2 separate regions of the Homo sapiens genome follow, and region 2 is linked to region 1. A link is a contact called in ENCODE Hi-C or POLR2A ChIA-PET data. All regions are on one chromosome and are shown on one strand. Each heading gives the region's core, a stretch centred on a gene start or an enhancer-like site at or near the end of the contact. The rest is flanking DNA. Distances are from core to core; before and after follow the strand shown.

What was found. Hi-C counts contacts between places; a loop is a spot of excess contacts on that map. ChIA-PET counts read pairs that join two places held with the same protein, here RNA polymerase II (POLR2A). Pooled maps may share reads with other maps.
Region 2: a pooled map shows a loop between it and region 1 (4-fold over the local background). The contact joins the promoter of LRRC20 here to the promoter of MACROH2A2 in region 1. A Hi-C loop is called at or near these places in 2 of 50 pooled maps. POLR2A ChIA-PET finds 5 or more read pairs at or near these places in 5 of 52 experiments (H1, HCT116, MCF 10A and 2 more).

Annotation. Positions count from the first base shown.
Region 1 is chr10:70,050,567-70,055,826 of GRCh38, forward strand. It overlaps MACROH2A2 (macroH2A.2 histone), which reads left to right and starts at 2,280. Exons shown (of 9, transcript NM_018649.3): 1 at 2,280-2,434.
Region 2 is chr10:70,379,130-70,384,513 of GRCh38, forward strand. LRRC20 (leucine rich repeat containing 20) reads right to left here and starts at 3,496. Exons shown (of 5, transcript NM_001278212.2): 1 at 3,420-3,496. RefSeq lists enhancers at 2,707-3,326, 3,171-3,370, 3,901-4,000 and a silencer at 3,401-3,770.

The DNA.
Region 1 (5,260 bases), core at 1,030-3,529:
TTTTATATAATATTATATGATACTATCTCAGTGTTAAATTTTTATGTGTTAAATGTTCGGTATTAAACACACATAATTCAACTAGATCTGCATATTAAGTGGCATATTTGTCCCCTATACATCCTGAAAAGTTTGGAATTGGCGGAAACTGCATTGACTGGGTATCTGGACATGCATTGGAGGATCTCCCACTAATGTCCTGCGAGGCCATGGCTGAGTCATTTCACCCTTCCAAATACCAGATTTCTTCCTATAGCAAAGGTTTCCACTAGGTGAACTCTAAGAACCCTTTTATCCTAAGAATCAGAGTATTTTGAAGCTGACCTCTTCCTTGATTTTCTGAGTTGTGACAGCATCATCTGTCTGAAGAAACCAACCAGTATGAAATGGGAGAATCCTAACCAGTAAATTTACTAGATCCAGCCTCTCTCAGGATAGCACATAACAAAATGCTAGAATGAACTGTTATATAAAATTCACATAAAAATGACCACATATGCCACTTTTATTGGGAAATTACAAGGAGAATGTGAATCTAATATCTACTGATGAATTATTCAACTATATTTCAGTCAGCCTGGCTGACTGGATGACAGAGTATGAGTATTTTTCAAGCACTCATAGAAAACTCCTGAACTCTCTTGAATGTTGGCTTGATGGTTATTTCTGGTGAAGAATGGACACCTGAAGGTATAAGAAGAGAGACCCTTTCTTTAGGAATGGGAAAGGACATCATTATGGGATGCCCCAGGGGATCATTTGAAACCCTTTAAATATACATCTTGGGGAAAGAAGACTTTATCCTGACTGGATATCTGACCTGGAAAATACCTTCCAAGACAAAGAACAGTGAGGTCATACACAGAGGGCGTGAAAGGCTTAGGAAAAGAGTAAAGGAAGCCCCAAGAAACAGAGACTGTTGAGTCCAGGGGAGTTTGAGAAGCCATAGGAGACTGAAATAGAGGCTTATGCATATGTTGATGATATATGCGTGATTTGGAGGAAGTCAGAGAGAAACATGGCTGATTTCTCAGCAAATACACTTTAAAATGCACATGTTCTAAACCTAACCCGCTATCTATAAACGCCAGCAATAGCCATGATTAACTAACTAGTAGAGACGCAGAGGGTGGTAGGCATGAGTTCTTCCCACTCAGGCACTGGGAGGCTTTCAGTCACTCCAAAGTCCCCACTGCCTAAATAGTTACAAGTTTGTAGTAGCAAATATACACAATATTACCAAATGTAACAGCTTTAAAAATCAGCCATTTGGCCAAGGCTGGAGAATTCTGTTTGCACCGGTTTCTCTTTTTGGAAGGGATCAAAATGTTGCCTCTCACAGTCCTTTGACTGTAGGAGAAATCAGAGGAAACCTGGATGGTCCACAGCAAGTTAGTATTTCCCACTGAAATAAACACATTCTTTTGACTCCCCTCCAGCCATGGAGCCCTGGCCAACAACTCACAATACAAAGCCGAGACTGGCTTCCACTAGGAACACAGCAACTGCTAATCCCCATTATCACACCCGACAGTGTCCACCACACCCCCATAAAGATGCATTTTCTAGTAACTAATAAAAACTGGTCCTGAAGACAATAGCCTCGCGCTCATCTAAATACCCGTTGGGATATTGCAAATTAACACCTTGTAAAGCAACCCAATTAAAAATTATGCCCATACACACAGTCTCACCCACCAAAACATACATCTGCCTCTCCAAATATTATGCAACGCTGGATTCTAAATCGGTCTTAATTTCTAAAAAGCCTACAGGCACGGATATAAATTCTCAGCTCTCGTGGCTGTGGCCGCCCTATGCACTCTTCCCAGTGGTGGACACAAACGTTAATGTACTTGTTATTATTTAAGGACACAAAAATATAGAAGGTGGCATTTTTCGCTTTCCCCTTCGAAGACTCTCCCCAGAGCTGCCAGATGAACGCCCACGCCACCTTCTCCCACCAAAGGTGGATCCAGCTAACAGGAGACTGGATCGCGACCATAGCGCGTTTGTGCCCAGTTCTGGGGAAAGCCTCATGTTAGCGAGTGGCCCTCGGCTCGTCTCGCAGATCGGCCAAGTACGCGGAGGCCGCGCGGTTTCACCATTAATACTCCTGAAGGACAATAGCTCATCAAGCCCCACCGAAAGCCCCGGACCCGTCGCGGAGCCTGGGCTGGCGGGGGATGAGGCTGAGCAACTCCTCCTAGAGGTGGTTATGTGGAGAAGGAGCAATCCCTTCTCCCTCCTCCTCCTCCCCCCGCTACTATCCGCGGCCCAGAGAACTGCCGCTTGCCGCCATTGACACGCACAGATAGAACCCAAAGAAAGGCAAAGAGTCCTGCCCGGCACCGGCGCCGCGTGGGCCAAACCTGCGCCCGTGGAGGGGCGCGCAGAGGGCACCGGGCGCCGGGAGCAGGCGGCGCAGCACCAGGTGAGCCCGCCATGGCGATGGCATTATTGTTTAGGGTGCTCCGGGGTCTGGAAACAAAACGCGCCGCCGGGGCAGTGCAGGGGCCGGAGAGAACCACCTCTGCCTCTCCCCCGAGCCCCTGCGGGCGCACCCTCGATAGCCGACCCACCCTCTGCAAAAACAAATTCTTAAATCCAGCTGCCCAACTTGCTTCCTTGGGCGATAAAGGGGGGGCTGCTAAAGAAGTGGTCAAATTCCTGCGGCCAGCGAGGGGCCGGGGGCGTCGAGGGTACTGAGAGGGGAAGGAGGAGGGATGCGAGGTTCAGCAGCGGGCCCCAGGCGAGGCTGGACCCGGAGGAAGCGGAGGTCTCCTGGGAATGCGGAGTTTCGGGCGCAGGAGCGGGAGGACGGAGGCGCCCGGCCGCCGATGGGCACGGGGCGATGGGTGGGGGGCTGCGCAGGGCCCGAGGGAGCCCGGGGAGGGCCGCTCGGGGGCCTCTGAAGGTGCCCGGGCAGGGCGCCGGCGGCTCCAGGCTGACAATGGAGGGGGCGCGGAGCAGCCGGGCGGAGGTTAGGGACCCGAGTCCGGGGGCGGGCCGCGCCGGGGAAGGTCAGGTCGGGGACGCCGGGTGGCGGGGCGAGGGCTGGGGGTTGCTGCGCGGACACCCGGGCGCCGCGGGCGGGCGTGCGCCCCGGGGCCGGCGCGGAAGAGGGCGCGAGGCCGGGCACTCCCCTTCGGTTCCCTTTCCGGGGCGCCCGGTGCCGACGCGCGCTGCGCTTTCACCGGGAAATGGCGGCCCGGCCGTGGCTCGCCTGGGCAGTCTGGCTCCCGCTTTGCGCGGGAAAAAATAATAATAATAAAAATATCGAAAAAGGGAATAAAAGTAAACTGGCTGCGGCGCAGGAAAGGGCTCTGCCGGGCGCCGGACGCCGTGCGTATCGCTCGCGGGGCGCGGCGGTTGGGGACCAGCCCTGCCTCCCCCGGCTCCCAGCCTCCAGCCCCGGCGCACCTCAGCCCCAGCCCGGCCAGCCCCCCGGATCGCCCGTGGGTGTCCTCCCCCGCCTTTCCTTGGGGGGGCGCCCTCAGTTCTTGCCCTCTTTGTTCCTTACAACAATGGCCAAAGGGGCATTGGTTCCCCAAGGGCCAAACGAGCTTCCTCCAGGAGTTTCCCGTCGCGTGCAGTGGACCACCGTGGGCCTGACTGAGGCCTGGTCCTTGCCAGGGTTTTTTGGCAACGGCCCTGGATGAGTGAAGGGATGAAAGGCGCGAGAAGAAATGGGCTGAGAAACCAAAGTGCGGGGCCCTGAGTGTTTGAGGGGACGCGATGGGAACCGTGGCTCCGCTGCCCTGATTTTAAGGGCAGTTACCCTGTCACAGCCACGCTGGAACTGAGGTGTCCTTCCAGCTTCTGTCCACCTCAGAGGAATTCAAAACAAGGGCCCAGTTCTAAGCCCCACAGACCCCAGGATCCCCTAGGGGCCATTAGTCCACCGCGGCAAATGGTTTCCTCACTTTGCTCATTTGTGTTTGTTTTGAAATCCAATTGTCACCTCACTGGGCTGCACAGTTGCTACTGAAACGGTTCAATAGGTGAGAGAAAAAGAAAACATTATTAAGAGCGAGAACGTGTCTTCGTGTGTGTTGTTTTGAACCACAAACTAAGCTACACATAATTCTCAATCCGTTTTAACACACTTTTTATTTTCAAACTAAATGTTAAGAGCTCCAAGATTTGGAAACATACTGGTGATTTTTAGAATTGTTTTAGCCTAAAATTACATATAAATAAATAGAGGCACTGCCCGGCGGAAAAGTTTATCTTGAGTCGCATAATTCACATCTTCATAACCCCTCTTTCCTGTAGCCAAATTTCCTTTTAAAACATGCCCAGTTCTCCTCTTCTCTGGTTTTTCCTATCCTACCACAGTTACACCTCACCTGGATCCATTAATTGTCAGACTTTACACATTATTAGTGGTTTCCTCTATATCAAAACTGCGTAAAAGAATTTACCTCCTTGAATCCGGAGTGTCCCTGTGATTCTGACCCTACTCCCTCACCATTCCATCTTCTGTCTGGTTCCCAGGATTTTTAAAGCGCCTCTGGTCTGCCATTTCCCAGTGGGTGGGACACCCTGCTAGCTATTGTCTGAGACAACCACATCTGTTTTCACTGCCTCCTGCCAGCAGAACAGGAGGTGAGTCCTGTCTTAGGCAACTTTAAATGAAAGGTATCTGTAACTTGTTACCGGGGAGGGATGTGCAAAAATTCAGCCAACTTTCTTAAGAATGTTTTTCAACCTTAAGAAATAACCTCCAAGTTAGATGCAGTCTTGGTAAATGGAAAGTATATTGCACAGAGATTAACAAAGAACTTGTGGTTAGAGATCATTCAACAAACACTTATTGAGCACCAAGTCTTTTGTTGTTTGTTTTGTTGTTGTTTTGAGATGGGGGTCTCGCTATATTGCTCAGACTGGTCTCGAAATCCTGGGTTCAAGGGGTCCTCCCATCTCAGCCTCCTGAGTATACACCAATTCTTAAACACCTCTAGATAGGGAAAGAAATGAAATATAAGGAAGTCATTGGGCCCTTCTCTCATAAAGCTTACAACCCCAAGCCTAGGAGATAAAATATACATGCAGGTAAAACAAGGTAAAAAGTGATTTTGGCAAGCTAGTGGGAAAACAGGTACTTTCATATACTGCTGACTGGTGTGTAAATTGATATAACCAATTGGAAGAGCAGTTTGGCACTATAAAATTAATAATGCACACATTCTGTGACTCACCATTCCATTTCTCAGTATGTCACCCAAAGAAGCAGGCATCCGTGAGCTCAGCATGT
Region 2 (5,384 bases), core at 2,246-4,745, 330 kb after region 1:
AGACTCTTACAACAAATCTAAGACACTGTCTAAATTGAGAAGGGTCAAAAACCAAATGCCTAATAGTGCCAGGTGGCCAATCTGCATAAGGCGAGCCAGTGCAGGGCAGAAGGGAATAGAAAGGACTGTGGCAAACTGGACCCAACAACTTCACCATGCTGCCTCGAAGACCGTACCCCTAAGCCTAAATCATAGCCATGTTGCTAGCATCTTGGTGACTTGTTCTAACCACTTTATGAATGGGAAAGCTGAGGACCCAAGAGGGGAGGCAAATCAGCTAGATGAAAACAAAAAACCCAGGTATCCTAAGTCCAAGCCTAGGACTCTTCCCACCATTCCATGCTCCCTCCTTTCTCCATCTCCAATTCATCATCAATAATCATAAACATTTACTGAGCATCTCCTAGGTATGAGGGATAAGAAGGAAGAGGGAGAAAGAAATGCAGGAAGCAGCTCCGACTTGCGATTCTGATGAGGAAGAGCTTTCTGAAGAACAGCACTGAAGCAATCCTGGCCTCACAGCAGAGAGGGAAAGGAAGGGAAGCCACCAAGCTGCCCAGGGTAGGGGGTAGGCCTGGTGGGATCACCTGGGCTGAATATTTTCAATCAGGCACTATGCCTGCAATTCTACTAGCTACCACCAGATGGGGAGGTGGTGCCTTAGACCAGCGGTCCCCATCCTTTTCGGTTTCCTGGAAGACAATTTTTCCCACTGTAGTGGGAGAGGAATGAAACTATTCCACCTCACATCATCAGGCATTAGATTCTCCATAAGGAGCACACAACCTAGATCCATCGCATTCGCAGTTCGCAATAGGGTTCAGGCTCCTAGGAGAATCTAATGCGGCCGCTGGTCTGACAGGACGCAGAGTTCAGGCGGTAATGCTTACTGGTGCTCACCTCCTGCTGTGCAGCCGGGTTCCTCACAAGCCACGGACCTATGCCATCCACAGCCCAGGGGTTGAGGACCCTTGCCTTAGACCACTGATGAAAACTAGTCAGATTAAAAATTTCACCACTGGTGGCAAGTTCAGACGTCCTATTGTGTGGGTCAGAGTGTACACAGGTACAGGAACAGAAACAACATGTAAAGTCTAGGTGTCAGGGCAATTCAGTAGGAAGAAGGGCCCCTTCCTTCTATGCCAGAGGATGGAGGATGCTCTGAGTACAGCAAAAATGTGCTCGGGACCCCCAAAAGGTTCCCGCTGCTTAAAATCACCACGCTTATTAACTAGCTAGGAAGCCATCCTCCCTTCACCTAAAACTGCCCCTTTCTCCACAAGGAAGAATTGTTTCATGAAGTCCAGCTGACAGGCCTGAGCTCCTCAGGGTACCTGGTCAATGCCATCTGCAGGGATGGTGGTAGTGGAGAGTCACAGAGTGTTCCAAAAGGCAGAAACAGACACCATCAGCCCACATGGGCCAGATCGCCGCTTGGGGCACCCCAGCCAGCTGGCACTACTGGCCCCAGCCAGTCCCAGGCAATAGAGGGTAGGCCTTAGAAAATGTCAGGGAAAGCACTCCAAATCCCAGAGACACTTCAGCACAGGGTCGAAGCTCATACTCACACTGCCTACATCCTCAAAGCATGGCCCTCTCCACACACCCTCAACCCCATTCCTCAGAGTGAGCATCCTGGTCCGGTGAAATGTTTAAATCCAGCAAACGTCTCCTGGACACCTTCCATAAGGCCCCCACTGTGGGAGTAAAGGGGCAGAGACTGGGTATGGGCTAGAACAAGCTTCCCACTGGGAGGCAGGATGAGCCTGATAGTAGTAAGGCTACAGGGCCAGGCCTAGGGGGGCATGAAGGCACATGGCATGGCCAGGGGGAAGGGACAGGGGTGAGCAGCAGGTGCACAAAGAGATTCAGGAGAGAGAGAGACAGGGAGCCAATGGGCTCCCAGATTACTGAGGAAGGGAACTGCAGCCCTCTTACAAGGCTGTCCTCTGCTTCTGTGTAGCGAACTAAGAGAAGTTTTTTGAGGAAGGCAGCCTAATCCATAGTTTTGCAAAGTTAACAGTGTTGTGAGCAGTCCCATTTGTAAAATGGAAATACCACCTTCCTCACCGGATTATTGTGGGAAGTAACTGATATGTAACTTTTGGGAAAGGACTTTGCGAACCATTACATGTTTCCCACACCAAGGCATTACCAGTAGGTAATCAAACAGGTGTAGAGAGGAAGTTTGGATGTAATAAATTCAATGCCAGACAAAAACGTTGTCCTGCTTTGGGGGAGCTGGCAATACAGCCCTCCTGTCCCTATAACCTGGTTTCACCTGGACTCAGGCTGGCTGGGGGAGGGGTGATTTTTGCTTAAACCCTGACCTGGCCCCCTGACTCCAGCCCTTACCATCAATAACTCTACCTTATCTGCAGTCCGGAGACCTCTGCAAAGGAGCCGCTGCGACAGCCCGTCCCCACCATCTGCTCCTATATTTAGTTACTGGTGTTGTCAGTTGGGAACGTTAGAGCCTGGCAGGGGCTCGGATGGGCAACCGGAGCCTCCGGAGCCATGTGTGCAAGCTGGCCCTACCGCTGGCTCCAGCCCGGGCTCTGGACCATGCCAAGCCGGGGAGCGGGTGGGGAGGTGAGGAGCGACCCAAATAGTCCCAAACCCCCCTTCAGATCAGAACGAAGTTGACCCACTTCCCCACCCCAGGGAAAGAAGCCCGCTGGGACGTGAGCGGGACCTGCTGGCGCCTTGTTTTTGTGGCATGGGGTTCGGGAAGCTCAGCGCGTGCTCCCTCGCTAACATCTAGGCATCCTCGGACTGAGCCTCCAGCACTACGCGCGGTAGCCAGGCAAGGGTCCCCCAGCCCCGCGTGCCAGGATCCGCCTCACCCCCGGTGCCTGCAGCCAATGGCACCTCGTCCGCTGGCCCGGCAGGCGGGGACTGGGAGAATAAAGCTGGCAGAGGGAAGAATGGTAGTGATCGCAGAGGCCCCGGGGCTCCCACGCTGCCCGGAGGCCGAGAGGCACGCTCTGGAGCAGGCGTCTGCAGCTCCCCAGAGCGGAAGCAAACCCCGAAAGTGTCGCTTCGGGGACGAAATGCACAGCAGCCTCTCCAAGCAAGGGCGCCTCCCGCGAGGAATGGAGGCCCGCCTGGGAGCGGTTCTCCGAGCTCCCTATTCCCTGGCACCTCTGCACCCACTCCCCTGAACCATCGGGGTCCAGGTGCAGTGAGCAAGCAAGAGCCCGCGCATGCCGAGCCCCTTGGCACCGCCAGAGCCTCCGCTGGTGCACCGCTGCTCTTTTCCACCGGGTGACCTGGGGGAGGGGAGGGGACGCTGCAAAAATCGGAACACTTCTCGCCCTCTCTCCCCCAGCCCCTGCAACGCTTGACCTCGGACTACATTTACTTTGCGGGGCAAGAAGCGTGTGGTCCCGCTCCGGGCCGCTTTTGGCTCCACTTACGGCGACAATGCCTCCTAGCGCCCTGCGCAGCGCAGTCACGCTCCCTCCGCCGCCGGCGGCGCCCCAGGCGAGTTCCGAGCCGGCGGGGCGGGGCGCGCGGGGCTGCGGGATCTGCGCGCGCGGCCACTCCGCCAATCCCGGCGCCAGGACCGGCGCCGCGGCGGGAGCAGGCTGGGCTCGGGATGCGCTCAGCCAATCAGTGGGGGAGCGGCGCGCGCGGGGGTGGCGCGCGGAAGGGCAGCCCGCGCGCTCCCGGCCGCAGGGAGTAACCGCTTTGTGTGCTGCTTCTAGAGGGAGAACGCCTGAGGGGGCGGAGATACAGAGTGGGACGCGCAGTACATCCCAGGATCTCTAGGACCGGGGCTCCAGATTGGGTTTTCTCGAGGGAATGGAGTTGAATTAGCCAGATCAGGGATACTTTGAAACACGTGAACATGGAGCATAGGGAAATTTTCCTATGATGACTTCGGGTGCCCATTGAGGTTTTTAGTATATGCAAGGCCCTGTGTCTCGGCCCTGCGTCTCCAATCCTAATGTTCTCATCTATAAAATATGACTTGAGGGCGGGGCGCGGCGACTCACGCCTGTAATCCCAGCACTTTGGGAGGCCGAGGTAGACGGATCACCTGAGGTCGGGAGTTCGAGACCAGCCTGGCCAACATGGCAAAACCCCCGTCTCTACTAAAAATACAAAAATTAGCCGGGCGTGGTGGCAGGCGCCTGTAGCCGCAGCTACTCGGGATGCTGAGGCAGGAGAATCGCTTGAACCCGGGAGGCGGAGGTTGCAGTGAGCCGAGATGGGCACTCCAACCTGAGTGGACAGAGTGAGACTCTGTCTCAAAGAAAAAAAAAAGAATATTTAATTCCGCCTCTAGGGGGTCTAGGCAGTCAAAGAACACACATTCCCTTGGGCCTCGATGGATGTTAAGGGTTACTTATGCCCTCTCCACCCCCAACAATATGTTAAAGTTCATCAGAATGTGATCTTATTTGGAAGTAGGGCCGTTGCAGATGTAATGAGTTAAGGTCATGCTGGAGTAGGGCGGGCCCCTAATCCACTGAGACTGGTGTCGTTGTAAGAGAAGAGACACAGAAGAGACGCACAGGGAGAACCACCTGTGGTGATGGCGGCAGGGATCAGCTGATGCATTTCCAAGGCCAGGAGTGCCAAGCACTGCCAGCAGGGACCAGAAGCTAGGAACGGGCAGGGAATAATTCCTCCTTCAGAGCCTCCAAAAAGGAACTAACCCTCCAGACACCTTGATTTTGGACTTAATAGCTTCCAGAGCTGTAAGTGAATAAATTTCTGTTGCCACCCAGTTTATGTCCATTTGTTATAGCAGCCCTAGGAAAAAACTACAATAGGTTAGTAGGAATAAAGAGAAGAGGATGATAAATATCTCCAAAGTAAGTCTTTTGAAACTGATTGCTTAGTATATGCAAAGCCTTGTGTCTTGGGGTATACTGACATGAATCAGACACAGACCCTGCCCTCAAGGGGTTACCAGTCAAGTGGATACTTAAGCAGCCATGTTTTCTGACCCCTTGTGCCTTCCCAGGGAAAACTATGGAGATCTCTCTCAACCCATCAACACCACATCCCTGCCAGATATATAGCAAGTACCAGATATAAATAACTAATGGGTAGAGTCCCATTCTGCCCAAGCCGAGATGCTGCTTGCCACTGTGGACAAAGCAGGCATAGCTACTTCTGTTTTCACTGAAAACCAGCATGACACTTCTACCCAACTTTTACACGTGGATGTCTTCTCTCCTCTGCTAGTCCATACGCAGACTTGAGACAGCCAGTACAGTGTTTCTGTACCCATGGTAAGGGCTCAGTATATACTGCTGGCTGATGGCCCCAGCCTGGGGTTTCCAACATTCATACTTTCCCTCAGACAGTCCCCTGTCCCAGGCAGTTCATCCTGGACCCTCTAACTCCACAGAGACAAGATCCCTCCC